Linked DNA regions of Homo sapiens: region 1 is linked to region 2. A link is an interaction called in ENCODE POLR2A ChIA-PET data of the cell type or tissue named here. Cell type or tissue: CD4-positive, alpha-beta T cell. All regions are shown on one strand. Links, peaks and the distances in the headings refer to the core of each region. The heading gives the core; the rest is flanking DNA.

Region 1 (8,339 bases), core at 169-8,168, 59 kb before region 2:
ATTCTCAAGACAGAGAAAAAATTGCAGATGTTTATAAGATCTGATTTTTTTTTTTTTTTTTGAGACAGAGTCTCTCTCTGTTGCCCAGGCTGGAGTGCAATGGCAGGATCCAGGATCTCGGCTCACTGCAACCTCCACCTCCCAGGTTTAATCGATTCTCCTGCCTCAGCCTGCTGAGTAGCTGGGATTACAAGCCTGCACCACCATGCCCGGCCAATTTTTTTTTTTTTTTTTGTATTTCTTGTTTTTTTTTTTTAAGGAGAGACAGGGTTTCGCCATGTGGGTCAGGCTGGTCTTGAACTCCTGACCTTGTGATCTGCCCGCCTTGGCCTCCCAAAGTGCTGGGATTATAGGCATGAGTCACTGTGCCCTTCTAAAGATCTGATCTTTAATAAATGGGTGAATCTTTACAAATTTCTTCTTTCTGAAGTCCCATTCTTTGGTTATGAGACCCCCGGAGCTACAAAGAACAGGACTGCCTATGAAGAAGACCGGCAAAAGTAACTGGCAGTTATGAAGAACTACAAGATGAGAAGGAAGGATTCACTTCAATATTATACACATACAAATAAGTATATAAAATAATATAATAAAATTGTTATTGAATGTCAGCAAGTAGAAAAATGCATTGTAAAGATGTTAAGACCCATGTGGTCCATTTTGATTATTGTTTTTGAGGGGAACACTTCAAGAAAAATAATTGAAAAATTAGCACAATATCAAACAAAATGTAGCTCATGGGTCCTACTATAGTTTGGGTTCCAACTATTTTAAGCAAGAAAGAGGAAAAGTTGGGAAAGAATGAGGCGAGAAAAACAATGAAGTAAATCAAATGATAAAAACCAAATGATGAGAGTTAGATTGTGAGTATGGGGGAAAGATGGCTAGATAAAGGGGCTTCAGTGCAGCCAGCAAGTGGTTAAAGGCATGGTTTGAGGAGGGCATCTGGAAGCTGTTAAGAATTTCCACAAAGGGTGGGCAAGAAGAAATAGCTTCCATGGCCAGAGGACCTCAGCTGGATATCAGGAAGAATTTCCTGACCGTAAATGTCAAGAGCTCTCGTTTACAGGATCCAAAGGAGCCTTCTGGGATGTGCCTATCTTAGGAATATTTTTCAGCCTCAAGCGAGAAGCTGTTTGGGTGGTTTTCTGCAGCCCTGGGTTGGACTGTGTGACCTCCACAGAATACCTTGGTCTCGTTGCTGAAGGGCACGCCTTACACTGGGGCTTTCACAGTGTGGTTGCCAGCAGCTGACTCCCGCCCAGGGGCTGTGGAGTTTTCCCCACAGAAAGAACAACTGAGCCTTTCACTCCCTGTTCCTCACTTGGACCAGTCCTTAGGTACATCTGTGGTTTTTCAGCTCTTCAGCACTTAGGCACTTTCCTCCTGAGCCAAGGGCCTCCTGGGAACAATGCAGCATCTGTGTGTTGATAGTAACAGCCTATGGGCCAGAGTCACTCAGCCAAGCTCTCCTTTCACCACACAGGAGCTGGATCACACACCTTACCTGCAATAATCCAAGGCTTAGTCAGCCTCAGCCCGTCCCACTGCCAGTGCCCTGCTTCTCCTATCTGCTCCCCAACCTTTCACCTAATTTGCTTCCTAGCTCAGTTGCCACATTTGTTCCAATCCTCATGCAGGATGGTCTCTATTTTCCACCCATCCCACCCACAGAGTGAACAATAACATGTTAGTGGCTTATGGTCTGACACTAAACAGTGGGCACTGCAGAGGGAGGAACATGCTGCTTAGTTGGGCAGCTGGGTATTTACAAAAGGTTTGGCCTGCAAAGAGATGCCAGCCTTTCTCCTATAACATGATTGCCTTTTATTTATTATGCAGGTTGTTGATTTACATAGGGAGTTGGAGATGCTAACCAAGCATGGAGTTTTCACATGGTCTATTTCTGCTGAGTTCAGGGACTTGGAGACAGCCTTTAACTTCTGGCAAAAAGACAATTTCACAAAGGTGTTTAAAACCATCCTTTGGTTTTTGATCCTGAGTCAGAGACGGACATGTGCTTATGAAAGAAGGTAGAGTTTCAACCCTTAGGTAACCTTAAAAGAGCAGGAACTATGTTGTGTGTAAGTCATGTGCAGTATACAAACTTGATATTAAATGACAAATTGGAACAATCTTTCTCTAGGAATGCCTCTCTTTCATAGAGGCATCACAGTGAGTCTCTTAAAGCCTTGATCTAGGTGTGTTACAGATGGGCTTACAGAGTATGAATGCACGATAAGAAGGAAATTGGATAGGGAGTGAGGATATGAAATTTAAAAGAAGGAAGAAGAGAAAACGAGATTTTAAGACAGGAAATGAAGCTCTGTGTGTGTGTGTGTGTGTGCGTGTGTGTGTGCACGCGTGCGTGCGTGTGTGCACGTGCGTGTGTGTGTGGTTGGCAGGCCTAGTGATCCTGTTGTTTAGTGTCTCTGAGATTTGAGTTGTGCCTTTTTACTTTGCATAAAGTAGATACTTGGCCATATGTAGTTCCAAGGAGAAGTCAGAGTTCCACCTTTGGAGTCTTTCCTTCTGATTCACGATTTTCTTTCTGGAAAACATTATAACAATGATATTTAGATTAGTAAACTGAGCTGTTTACTCCTGGAAGTCCTAAATCCTTCTTTAATTTTTATCTCATGAACCCTGTTATATGAAGTTTGATTTGTTGCCCATTAATGCTTTACACTAAATGCTGAAATCCAAAATTCAGCCTCTGAATATGCAAGGCCTTTCCAAACATGCTTTTCTAGTTTGAGTCTCACGATATATCCTAACAAGCATCCTGACTCCGGCCACCATATCCTCATAGACTTTTGCTTTTAATCAAATCTAGTAGAGCCCAAATAATTTTTTTAACTTTAATTTTTTTGCTTTTATCTTTGTTTTTAATTGACACATAATAGTTACGTTTTTATGGGGTACAGAGTGATATTCTATACATGTATACAGCTTGTAATGATCAAATCAGGACAATTAGCATATCCATTGCTTCAAACATTTATCATTTCTTTGTGTTGGAAACATTCAAAATCTACTCTTCTAGCTATTTGAAAATATATAATACATTGTTCTTAATGACAGCCACCCTGTAGTGCTACAGAACACTAGACATTCCTCCTATCTATCTGCACTTGGTATCCATTAACCAACATTTTGCTCTCCTCCCTCTCTGAGCCCAAAGAATTCTTATTCAACTGGAAATAAAAGGGACATAGAAAGAAAACAATTTGCTTTACCTGCAGTCTCACACTTACCAACAATTTTCCACTTAGGAATCCATCACAAAAGTTTTGCACATGCTCTACGGAAACTTCTGCTGTGGGCAGTGTATCCCACTCGTCATCTAGAGTCTGGTAAATTGCCAAAGCTGGCAGTTGAGACTCCTTTAGTTTGAAAAATGATATCACCTTCCCATTTTCTTTCATACCACTGTCCACCAGAATAAAGAGAATCTGCAGTTGGGGAAGTTTGAAAGAAAAAGTTCTATCTGAGGTGACGTCCAGGGATAAAGAGATACCTTGTAATTGTTGCAGCTCACACTGATTGAATTTATGGTCTGCACCATGAAATTGAAATCTTGAGTTAAAATAAATTATTGCAGCTGTAACAAAGAACAAAATCATGTCTTTTGTGGGAACGTGGATGGGGCTGGAGGCTATTATCCTTAGCAAACTAACACAGGAAGAGAAAACCAAATATCACATGTTCCCACTTCTAAGTGGGAGCTAAATGATGAGAACTCCTGAACACAAAGAAGGGAACAACAGACACTGTGGTCTACTTGGGGGGTGGAGGGTGGGAGGAGGGGGAGGAGCAGAAAAGATCACAATTTGGTGCTGGGCTTAATGTGTGGGTGATGAAATCATCTGTACAACGAAGTCCCATAACACAAGTTCAACTACGTAATAAGCCTTCACATGTACCCCTGAACTTAAAAGTTAAAAAAAATGAATTTCCTATTATTTTGTGTTGCTTTGATGTTTTATCCCTTTGACGAGATTGATTTAATTTTAAGAACATAGAATTGGAAATTACTTTAGTGATTACCTAAGAAAGGAAGTATAGCCTAATGGTTAGGAGCAGAGAGCACGTTTTAAATTCTGCCTCTGGTACTCTCTAGTTACGTGAGTTTGGGCACATTACTCAGCCTCTCCGAGACTCAGTTTTCTCATTGGCAAAATGGGCTTTTGGTGGGGGAAATTAAATGAGGTAACGCATTAATATTTTTATTCAGCTTTTGGCCTATAGTAAGTGCTTGATAAATGTAGATTATTTTATATTATTAAATCAAACCTTCAACCCAAAGTAGAAATCTTCTTTATAATATTCTGATCAGATGATTGTCTACTTTCAGTAACACTAAATACTTTCAGTGTTAGAGAACCAACCATCAGAAAGGCGCTTATTTTATTACCAGACAGTTCTCATCATTAGAACAGTCACTAGTTAGGCACAGTAGCCTTGAAGTAGTTGAAGTTTTACTATTTCAGTAATATCAAGCAGAACTCCACAAAGGAGGGGAGGGAAAGAAAGAAATATTCATTGTATATTGAGCAGGCACCAGGTACTTGATAGGTGTTTTATATGAGAAATGAGCCCTGAGGTCTAAATCTCTATGAAATTATGGGAAGGATTAAACAAATGGTGACTTAGAGGTGATTTTGCTTTCAGTCTCTTTGGATCTCTATTTTCTCTCTACTAATCAATGCAGGAAAAAACCCACACTTAATCACTACAGGAAGATATAATTACATATGCCTTTAATATGATAAAATACAACATCTCTAATTTCAAATAATGTGATTTATTATGTCCTACTTCTTGCTTTGCTATCTCCTAACCATAGTTGTTTTCCTTATTTATCTCTGCTTCCTAGCCCCATCTCCCTTTTCCTAGTGTCCTGGAGGTGTGTATGCAATAGGATATTCCCATTCTTGCCTTACCTTCCCCTGGAAGAGCTTGGCTGCCTTCTGGTATCTGTGCATGTTCTCTTCATACTCTGGGGAGGCCTTGTTCATTATCAGGAGGAGATGAATCTGAATTACGCTGTTGAATAACCCAATCACAGTCTGGCAAGTCGAAATGTGTTACAGTAGAGTGAAAGCGAGAAAGAATGCATTAGTACCTGGGAAGGAGTGAATAGGTAGATTGAAACTTAAATGAGAGCTGGCCACTGGTAACACAAATGGAACTAGCTTCCAAGATGGCTCTCAGTTAAGTCTTACCATCTCGTTTTCATGCAACTGTGTAGATCCTTCCTTCCCACCCTGAATGGGGCAGAACTGAGTAACCAAGACAATGTTGCAGAAATGATGGAGTGTGACTTCCAAGGTGAAGTCTTAAAAGACATTATGGTTTCTGCTCTTCTCTCTATCTCTCACTCTGAGGAATACCAGCCCCAGTGTAGGGCACTCAAGCAGTCCTCTGAGGAGAAACGCATGGCCAGGAACTAAGTCCTTCTACTAACAGCCAGCATTGACTTGCTATTCATGTGAGGGAGCCATCTTGGAAGCAGATCCCCAGCTCCAGTTGAGCCTTCAGATGACTGCAGCCCTGACCAATGACTGCAACCTCCCAAGAGACCTCAAACCAGAAGCACCTAGCCCTAGCCACCCCAAATTGGATGACCTGCAGAAACTGCATGAGATTATCAATGTTTTTTATTTGAAACTCCTAAGATTTGGAGTAATCTGTTTTGCAGCAATAGACAACTAATACACTATGTAACATATTAGTCACTTTATTTCAGCCCCCTCTCTTGTTGCAAGACTAGTCAGAGACACTTAAAATGTAGTCTTTGTTTGAGTACATATTAGTAGTTCGTACTTATTGAGTGTTCATTACGTGGAAGGCACTGTCTCCAACTCTTAACAAAGAATAAGTAATTTAATCTTCAAGGTCCCAGTTTTTCAAATGAGGAAATTGAGGCATAGATAGACTAATTCTCCAAGAGTCAAATAAATGGCAGACAGGGATTCACACCAGGTGGTCTAGCTCCAGAGTCCATGCTCTTGATCATCAGGATGGACTGCCTCATGCACAGTGGATAGCAAAACCCCATATAAACAAACTCGATCTCAAATGTGGTTGAACCAATGTACCAAAGGTCAGCAGAAGGTGAGCTCTTCAGGAGACCAGAAGCATTGACCTTGTTTTGCTGATTAGAGATGGTGATTTTTCCATGAAGTTGTCAATGACTTAGAGGAGTGGAACAGCCACCAGTCAGACAGAGGAGAAGAAAAAGAGGGGAATCCATGGCACTGGTTCCCTTCATTTCACTGTCCTGAAATAATGCTGCGAGTCTACTTCAAACCAATCTCATCTCTTTTCACCTCTCCTAAATTCAGAAAGCATTGCTACAAAACTAGTGTGTACACAGGAAGAGAGAGAACATGGTGGGTTAACAAATCTTTGGTCAGAGTCTTAGGAGGATGGGGAAGGGCACAGCTAGGTAGAATTCTTCCTGATTTTTTACACAAGTTTGTAAAGATTCTCCAGCTCTTTTGGCTGCCTACAATATGTAGGCAAGGAGGGCCCAGTAGGTCCTTTCCTAAAGATTTCTCCGTGGAGTTTAAAATCAAGTTTTAGATTTTTCATTTGGGAGATTGGATGACACATGATTTACTCTTGTTTTACTAAATCCTGCTACTTAAATTTAGAGCATTCATTCACTATTCTAACACTGAGATGGAGGATAATTCCTGGGAAGAGTAAAGAAATAAAAGCTAAGATGTCAAAAGGTACAGTTATCTTGGCAGAAGGGATTGACCATAGCCGAATGGATTCATTTAATCCTAACAGACACCTTGACGCCAAGTACTGAGTGTGTGCATTAAAAGTGCGTGGCAGGTCAGGTGCATGGCTGGGATTTTCTGCCCAGTTGCTACTGGTGCAAACCTTTGCACCAGAAGCAGATGAGAAACAGCTATAGTAGAATGGGCAGTTCTCCAAATGAGAAAAATATTACTTTCAGGAAATAAAAAAAGTAACAATACAGATTGAACTTGCTTCTTTAAAGAAATTCTTACTGAATTTTCTCTTGATATAATCTGCCTTCACTAATAATATGGAACTTAAAAAAGATACGTCATTGCTCTGCGAAATGAGAGACAGATCAGGCATAAGAAACCAGGAAGGTTAGTGCATGCCCCTGCCTTAGCTAGCTTGCAAAATGCCACAACACGGAGGCCATAGCCCAGGGACCATAAGATCATCTTTTCTGGCCCCACATGCAGAAGAACACCTTTTTGATTATTACTGCCAATACCCCAGGGGCATATGTGTTTGGAGCCTTAGCAGAAGTGGAAATAGAGTCACCAACTCCACAGAGATAAAGATGGTGTGAGAGGTAGGCCAGATTTTAGTCCACAAGAAAAGGGGTGTTTCCTGTTGAAGGCAGTGTAGGGCAATAGACAACCACAGGATTCAGTCACAGGCACCAGTCATAAAAAAGCAAGGGCAACTACATAGGCTGTCTCTGAAGCTTGAATTACTAGCCATAGGGCTTTGAAGAAGTTACTTAAATTTTCTGAACTCCCATTTACTCTACTGTAAAATGGAAGTTGGCAAAATGTGCTAATGCATCAGTTACATTTTGTCCCTTAAATTATGCCTTTTCTATTTACTCATGATGTGACTTTGAATAATGTTATCAGTTGGATCTTGAATGTTCTCCTCTATAAAATGGACACAATAATTTCCTCTCTTCTACCTCAAAAAAAATCAATATGAGGATTGAATGAAAAAATGAGGATGAAAGGGCTCTGTAAGTTCTCAAAAATCATACCATGCATGTAAAGAACTGGTATTGGAGAATAGAAGGTACAGCATTTTGAGCTGATGTAGATCACTAGAAATTAATACCCTGTAAGGTTCTGTAATCTATGTCAGGGAAAATAAAGGATGGGACACATAAGATAATTCTGTAGACTGTTATAGTCTATAGAAAGTGTTAGAAGTCCATTTGGTGATCAGGACAGGTGGAGCACCACCTTTACTCAGATTGCATGCAGCATGCAACACCAGAGGAAGACACACCAGGAGAGAAGGCTGAGGCATGGTGAGGGTGTAGGCACTTGCTAGTCAAAGCATGGTTTGCAGCTGCTGCCAGACCAGGAACTGTTTGTTACTGGTCTGCAAGGAGGTACATACAGAAAATGAAATGGTTGTTTAGAAACAATTACAGAAACTTTACATTCCTGTGACATCCAAATATGTGATCAGTGAGCTTCATTTAAAATTTTTTTGTTTGTCTTTCATTTATTCTTATTTTATTTTAGGCACACACCATCATACCTGGCTAATTTTAAAAGTTTTTGGTAGAGACAAGGTCTCGC
Region 2 (8,339 bases), core at 94-8,093:
CACACTCCTAATCTCTCCCTCTTCTCTCTCCTGGATTTCCTTTGGAGGAAGAAGACTTATGGCACAACCACCCCCATATTCAAAAATTGAGAATCTGAGAATTGCAAGATTATCTTTCTCAAGTGTACTGGGATGGAAAAAAATTGAGAACCCCAACACTCTAAATCATTCATTTTACATATGAGGAAACTGAGACTCAGAGAGGTGACATATAGCAGATAAGTGGTAAACCCAAGCTTGCATATGGGTCTAGAACAGTACTTTTCAAACATTAATATGCAAACACATCACCTTGGACCTTGTTAAAAAGCAGATTCTGATTCGGTAAGTATGGAGCAGGGCTGAAATCCTGCATTTTTAACAAGTGCACAGATGGTGTTGCTGCTGCTGCACTTTGAGTAACAACATTCTAGAACATTCACTCAGCTTTTGGCACTTTCCACTGTCCTTAAAATTTGTATTCTTTCATCAAGAAAATGGAGAATATGTAAAAGTTTGACAGATAAGCATCTGAACATTAACGTGCCTGGTATGTAATAGTAAAGGAAGATGTGAATGGTAATGGAGATACAGAGGAGGGAGCAGAGGGACTCATCCAGAGACCAAACACTTTCCTGGCTTTGCAAGGTAATCATTGCTTTCAAAACTCAGAGGAATTTTGGTAAAGACCAGTGGAGAGCATATGAATGACTCTCAAGCTGTCTAGTTGCTCATGTAATCTGCTTAGGGCTGCAGGTTAAGAACCTCTCCCTGTCTAGAAAGGATAAATTGACCTTCTTTCTCTGTAATGTTATGGAGTGTAATTTTCTAATAGGTAACAACTGGGGAAAGAACATTGAAATTCACTGGCAAGGCATGGAAGTGACCAGCAAACAGACATCTTGGTCTCTGTCTGCTTTGATGTAGTGCAGCACAAAGACAATTGAATATGCAAGGTACTTCCAGATTTGGGCCCTGTTCCTGGCTCCACTATTAATTTTATTTGCAGTCTTGAATAGGTCACTTAATCTTTCTATGATAAATTTATCAAAAGAGCTTACTGATAACTACCATATGGGTTGAGATCTATTTAAAATACAAAAAGTATTAATCTATTAATAATTAATACTAGTGGATCAATAAAATAGGAAGACTGAGTCAAGGAGTCTCAGTAAATTGGATTGTACCCTAGACCCTACACCCTGAAACATTTAGGTACGGAAGATCCAGCAATCGATTCTCAAATAAGTGTCCTCAGTTAACAATTCCTAGCTGTCATTTGGGCCCTTTCTGTGTCAGATATCAGTTTTGACTCTGAGGTTCCATCTCTCTGAGGAAATTCGCACAATACCAGTTAGGGAGACATACTGTGTGTTTCCCAATGTCACTGCCCGCATGTTCAATGTCCCTGTATAGCAGGAGGCACTGTGGCTCCCTCTCTTCTCTCCAGTTATCTAGAGCCCCATAAGAATTATGTCACTGTGTATATGTGTGTGTGTGATTGCGCACATAGGTGTGTGTTTGTCAGAGAAAGGGAAGAAATGGGGGTATTGAAATCTAAAGGTAAGAATAAAAAAAAGACAGAAGATATTGAATCACAAACTGAAATTTACCCTTGGATATCAACACTTTTTGTGTTTTTGTGAATACAATACCTATTTATTGACTGGAATGAACCCAAGTCAGTTTTGAAAGGGCCTCTAATTATTGGAAAACTCCTAAGCCTGTCCCAGCATCAACCCATGTTCTCCTAACTTCTTTGCACCTGGGTTGCTGTTCTGAGCTTATGACGGTGAGATTAGGCAGCATGAGGGTATTACAGAGAGATAAGTCAGGATGCAAAGATCCTTTTGTCTTTTGCAAAGAAGGCAGCTGGGCAGCTGATAGGAACAACATTCAGCTCCGTGAGTACTTCTGAACTTCTGGTGAATTTGAGCAGGATAATTGAAGGGCTTTGGGGGGTTGATCAGGTTCCAAAAGAAAAATTGCAGAAGAAAACATGTTGGACCTGTGGGCCTGGGCTGTGGCTGGGGATGAAAATGGGAAAGAACATGAAGGAGATACATGCAGACCTTCTTGTTATGCCATGGGACAAGCAAATAAGTGAAACTTGATTATTACAAGGTCACTGCAAAACTTGATTACTGAATTCATTTAGAAGGAGCCCAATAGTGACCTCCCTGTTTGCAGCTTCATAGTAAACAGTTTTCTGAAGAAGGAGGAATCTGTGGCACTAAATAACCACAGAGAAAACAGTTCTTTACTCCCAGGATGTGCCTGCAAACTTGGCCCAGGATGGTGTGAGTGTGAGGAAAAGGAGAAGGGGAGCTGAGAGCATGAGAATGACCACAGGGCAGGGCAGGTGGCTGAGCCTTCTCCCTTTGAGGTCAAGTGTTTGTTCCATTCTGAAGCAGGGTGCTGGCTGGAATTTTGGTAATTTTTTTTTTATGGCTTTGGTTTGGGTCTTGCTTTGCTTTTCAAATTATTGATTTTCTCTGCCTCAGCAGGACCCTGGGTGATATTTATGGGCTCAACCCCAGCAGTACTTCCCTTCCCAGCTCCTTCCTGCCTCTTTCTTTGTCCACCAACAATGGACTGGTCTACCTGTCTATAGCTTTGCTGAGAAAAAGAGAACTGGAAGTGTAAGGTGATAACAGCAGCATCAGAGAGCTGTCTCAGGAACCTCCTAAAACTGCTTTTCAGAGGATCATCCTCTGTCACTATATAGAGCTGGGCTTTGCTGTATAAAGAAACAGAAGATGATTTTTTGCTTTATACAAATCTTTAACTTTGTTAAGTTGACCCTAATCCCAGTCCCCTAAAAAAGTATGCCTTGAAATATTACTTTGCTGCATCCACTTATTTCTGCAGAAAAACAGTTTGTAATCTTCAAAAGGGGAAGGGCTAACATTGCTTTAAATACAGGAAAATGTTCTGGCTCACAAAAGAATAAATTGCCTAATGCTTTTGGAGGAAAAAATATGAAACTTCTTTCAGCTAAAATCAAGTCTGATAATACATTTAAGGTTACTCAGCTCCAGATGCCCTTAGAATTTCTAGAAAGGTGTGGTCAGCATGAGGTTAGCCTTTGGTGATGTTTATGGACAACAGGACTGGCTTCCAATGCAGGAAAAGGTCAGAGGTGTTCTACCCTTCCTAAAGGTTTTGCAGAGAGAATTGGAGGGTAAATCTATGACAGAAACTGCATAGGGATTAGTCGACTGTTCCGGTTACCTAGTGCAAATCCTGAGCACCATTAGGATCAAGGGATTAACCTGGCAACTGTTATGTAACTCTTTCTGAGGAGGCTTCTTTCATATAATGCATCATACTCAGACATGAACACTTTCTAAGCCTAGAGGTGTAACTTCAAAATTATGTAAAAATGCAAAAGAAACTTGCAAGAAAAAAGGGGATGTATCATTGGGGAATATGGATGTCACGTGTGATTTTTAAATTCTTCGGGGTTGCTGTTGGGGTGTCAAAGGAATTCAAGGAAAGCTTCTTAAGACAGAATTTTAAGACCAGAAATAAGTTAACAGTCGGGGTGTTTGAAGGAAGCAGAGAATTACCCAGCGAGGGCAGATGATAATTGCCCCTCTGGTGTATGGCAAGGGCCCTTCAGCAGTTGGCCCAGAGGAAGGAGGTGCAGAGTCCAGGTGAACAAGTGTCATAACCACAGATTTGTTTGCATGGCTTTCTTTTCTCTCAGAAGGTCTAGCATATATTTGCCCTTTTTGAACACTTTGTACCACTCTACTTATATTGTCTTCCTAAAATTTCCCCATAACTCTAAAAGGAAGGTCTTGTTTGATTCATTTTATAGATGGAATAAGACCCACAGAGGATTATGAAATTTATCCTAAGTCACGTAGCCAGTTCTGTGGAGTAGGAACTTAAAACTATATCAGTTTGATTCTAAAGAGTGTACTCTCTACCGTGTTACCATCAAAGGACAATTTGACAAATGAGGGTCACTTTAGGCCCTTACATTATAGAACTCTGGATCCAACTCAATTGGATCTTATTAGGGCTGCCAGATAAAAATGAAGGATGCCAGTTCAATTTGAATTCCAGAAAAAAAATGACTTTTTAAAGTATAAATATGTACCATGAAACAGCTGAGATATACTTTACTAAAAAAAATTATTTCTTTGTAATTCAAATTGAACTGGGTGTCTTGTAATTTTTTTTTTTTTGGCTTAATCTGGCAATTCTAACCCTAATAGATTCTTTAGATGAGAGAAAAGAAACTTTTTGATTTCTTCTACCTTGAAAATCCTGGGCAGTTCAAAAACCTTGATCTGAGAGCAATTCTCTAGCTGCCCTCTGTGACTCTGGCAGGGCTGGGATGTGTCAGTTACTGGTGGTCCACTCTGAGCACAGCGCAGATCTTGGCTGCTCACCAGCTATTCCCAGGGTCCCAACCACACTTGGGACAGACACAAGGTTTGCCTGTCTACCGGGGGTAGAGAGGGCCCACAGAACGGGAACTGAATTTAGTGAGCAGAGGAACTGGCAGTGCATTTCCTAAAGCCTGAAAGCTAATGACTTCTCTGTGCTCTGATGGAGAAGTCAAAGGGTCAGGATCTCATGACCAAGGTTTACAGTATTTGTTCAATTTCTTTTGTTTTTTTTTTTTGTTTTTTTTTTTTGGAGACGGGGTCTTGCCCTGTCGCCCAGGCTGGAGTGCAGTGGCACAATCTCAGCTCACTGCAAACTCCACCTCCTGGGTTCACACCATTCTCCTGCCTCAGCCTCCCAAGTAGCTGGGACTACAGGTGCCCGCCACCACACCTGGCTAATCTTTTGTATTTTTAGTAGAGATGGGGTTTCACCGTGTTAGCCAGGATGGTCTTGATCTCCTGACCTCGTGATCCGCCCGCCTCGGCCTCCCAAAGTGCTGGGATTACAGGCGTGAGCCACCGTGCCTGGCCTGTTCAATTTCTAAATTAATTTATTAACTCATTTGACAAATATAATATATATGGCATGATTACTGTACACCATGCACTGTTGTAGGTTCTGAGACTGGAAGGACAGCCTCATGAAGCTAGTCCAGTAGGGGATAAAGGAAGGAATCACAGCATGAGCAGGTGGTCCAGGGTCCTGGCCAATCTCACCATCCCTGGTACTGGCAAGGGTAATAATTTAGTAATAATCAGAATTTAAATAAGAGAAAAATCTTGGAGGCGAGGATAATAATTGCAACCCAATTGTCAAGGAAATAAGAAAACAGTATGGACTGGAAGTTATAGAATATGAGGTTTCAGGAATATGCAGTGTGGCCAGTAAAGAGAGTCATTGTTAGCACGAGCCAAAGACTGTCAGGGAGGTTTGCAGTTAACAGTATTAGCATAGGCTGGTGTGATGGGTCATGCCTGTAAACCTAGCACTTCGGGAGGCTGAGGCGGGAGGGTCACTTGAGCCCAGGAGTTTGAGGCTGTAGTGAGCTATGATTGCAATTGCACCACTGCACTACAGCCTGGCTGATGGAGCAAGAACTTGTCTCTCTTAAAAAAAAAGAAAAAAGAATATTAGCATAAATCTGCAATGGGTGAAATAAGGAATCTTATGGAGACAAAGCCCCCACACACTAGTTTTTATAGAGGAGACTGTCTCAGGGTAAGAGGCAAAAGCAATTTGGAGTTCTCTGGGGCTTTTCAGGATCTTCCTTCCAAGAGCAAGTTTTGTTAACTCTTACGAAAGAAAGGAAGAAAGAAAATAACGTCATCCAAAATGACACATTAATTGCTTAAATTTATCTTTTTCAATAATTTTCTTTGATTTGTATTTGAAGAATGGCAATGTGCATTTCTGTAGCCAAATTAAAGTCTGAGAACACCATATTGGATAGGTCCGTGGTGTGGATAGAAGAAGGCATTGAAGATTTGTGAAAAGTGGGGGCTGAAGAACCTTATGTCTCGACGTAGAGTTGAAGCACAAACGTATTACTTAATTATCCTTCATTAACTTCTGTATGTGCGTGTGTATTAAGATGTGTTGAATATATTCATGGGTGTTGGTATTCCTGCTTCAGAGGTCCTCCTGTCCAGACAACTACACTGTCATCTCCCAGAACTAAGAGAGAAGTTTCTGGTTCATGTGAGGATTAAACAAAATAATCCTATCTTAAACTATAAGGACATGAAGGACTATAAAAAAACAGAGGCCATAAAAAATGCTCAATAAACATTTAGAGTCAGGTTATTTTACAGCTGGATGGAAGAATATGTAAAGCTTAAAGAAATTGCAGATGCTGTAAAAGACTATAGATATCACTGAGTCCATTTTCCTCTCTTCGTAACTGACAGAACTGGTAGTCACAGAGAAGTACAGCATCATAATAAATTCACGTAGAATGCTTGTGGCAAATCTATTTTATTTATTTATTTTTAAATTTTAATTTGTTATACCTAATGTGAAGCTTTAATTTAATTTATTTATTTAAAAATTGTTTTCAGTGGCAGATCCATGGGAACAGCATAGCTACCTAGATTTCTGAGTTTTAAAATCTATCAATTGTCCGTTTACACAACTGATAGATTGTGTAAGTAATGTAGCAGAAGGTAAGTTTCCATTCCATTCCATTAAGTGCCTGCATTGATTTATACTCTGTTTTCTTAAAGATCCCTTTTAAAGATGATAACTTCTCCCCTTTTGTGTCAACACAAAATACTGAGCTTTCTTGTTGAAGTACTTTTCTTCTCCAGCCTGAAATAAAGATCTAATAACCAATGGTCCCCATGACTTGAAAGATCTTCTTTTTTTTATCTTTCACTGTCTAAGGAGGCTGAAAGGGAAACATCAGCCGCCCGGGGGGAGTTAAAATGAGTGACAACACTACTCTGCCTGCTCCAGCTTCAAACCAGGGTCCTACCACCCCACGCAAAGGCCCTCCCAAGTTCAAGCAGAGGCAGACTCGCCAATTCAAGAGTAAACCTCCAAAGAAAGGTGTGAAAGGGTAAGACCAAAATGAAAAGAAAAACTTTCTATTACTTTCTTTTTCCCACAAGACTGCTTTTGTTTTGGGAAATTGGTGCTCACAATATTAAACAGACTTACAAAAATTTCCACTCCATCCTCTCTTTTCCTCTGTAACTCCATCTTTGATGAATTGTGTCTTTATCCCTGGAATTCTTTCCTTCTCAACTTCCAGGTCTGTGGCCGAATTTAACATGGCAAATAGAGGCTTTTTACAATAAACTTTGACTTTGCCTTGCAGGCTTTTGATGACCACTCCTCTTTACTGAGACAACCTCTACGTTAATCTGTAACACTGAACCACTGACCATTTCCAGAAAATATAGCTTATATTTATGTCTTCCAATTTTGTATCCTCAGTTCTTTATTTTCCTCTTCCTCTCCTTGGCAAAATCCTATTGATTTTTCAACACACAGATCATATGCTAATTTCTTTTTGAAGCTACTCCTGACTCTCTTTAACAAACTATCATTACTTTCATGTTTGCATTTTGTACATTCAGCTATCATAACTTACATTATATCTTATATTTATTTATTTGTATCTATTCTCCGAGGCTAAGACCACTCAGAAAATTTGTCTGTTTTCTTCTTAACTCTCTGTGCTTAATAAAATGCCTGGTATATAATAGATGCTTAGTTAATGATTTTGAATAAGTAAACAAATGGATGAATTCATCATTTTTAATGCCTTTTGTATTGCTTTCTCATTTCAATTTTTATTATAAAAAGTGAAACTTGACTAAGTTGTCCCACTGATGGTTCTTTCTGACTCTTAATTGTTTTAGGTTAAGTTCCTACAGGAGAGAAATATCTCTCCAGTGGGATACACCAAAACCTGCCTGAGTGACATTTTCTTTGCTCCAGTTCAGGGCAAACTAAAGGAGTTTCTCACATACAAACACTTAAACCTCTCCTTCTTCCCCCTTGAATCAAGAAACTCTCCATGTGAGTGACTCCAAAATTCTTTTGCTCTAATCTCAGCTAATTTCTCCTTTATTCTTTTCCATAGATTTGGAGATGACATTCCAGGAATGGAGGGGCTAGGAACAGGTAAGCCATCCACTGATTTAAGTGAGAACTTCGCACTTGGAGTTCTGCCTTTTTATATACTTCAGGCCTCAAGGGGCAGTTGAAAGTTATGAGAAATACCCAAGGCAGAAGATCTGTGAAGACATAGAAATGTGGGGATTTAATTTACCCTCGAAATAAGTACATGTGTGCCCAGATACAAAAGCCCTAAAAGAAATCAGGGTAGGCCCAAAATTTCATAAACCTTCTTGTTTTGTCAAACAACCTTTGAGGGCATACAATGATAAATTATAGACTTTTATGGTAGAAAGATTTTCATAATTCATCTCCCCAAACTTCATTTT

Evidence for each region. Peaks named below come from ENCODE experiments on the same cell type or tissue, not always from the same donor. Only the 100,000 strongest peaks of a DNase experiment are listed, where the experiment ranks them.
Region 1: POLR2A ChIA-PET joins it to region 2 with 15 read pairs; 5 of 35 experiments call an interaction of 5 or more read pairs at or near these places.

Annotation. Positions count from the first base shown.
Region 1 is chr12:14,912,232-14,920,570 of GRCh38, forward strand. ERP27 (endoplasmic reticulum protein 27) reads right to left here. Exons shown (of 7, transcript NM_152321.4): 5 at 4,947-5,072; 6 at 3,258-3,455; 7 at 1,808-2,551. The coding sequence ends at 2,504. Among named protein-coding and RNA genes, the nearest start is that of ERP27, 22 kb to the right of the region's middle. In CD4-positive, alpha-beta T cell, for the core only: no CTCF peak of the experiment used is centred there; no DNase peak of the experiment used is centred there.
Region 2 is chr12:14,971,204-14,979,542 of GRCh38, forward strand. It overlaps PDE6H (phosphodiesterase 6H), which reads left to right and starts at 1,839. Exons shown (of 4, transcript NM_006205.3): 1 at 1,839-1,883; 2 at 6,769-6,943; 3 at 7,976-8,016. The coding sequence starts at 6,810. In CD4-positive, alpha-beta T cell, for the core only: no CTCF peak of the experiment used is centred there; no DNase peak of the experiment used is centred there.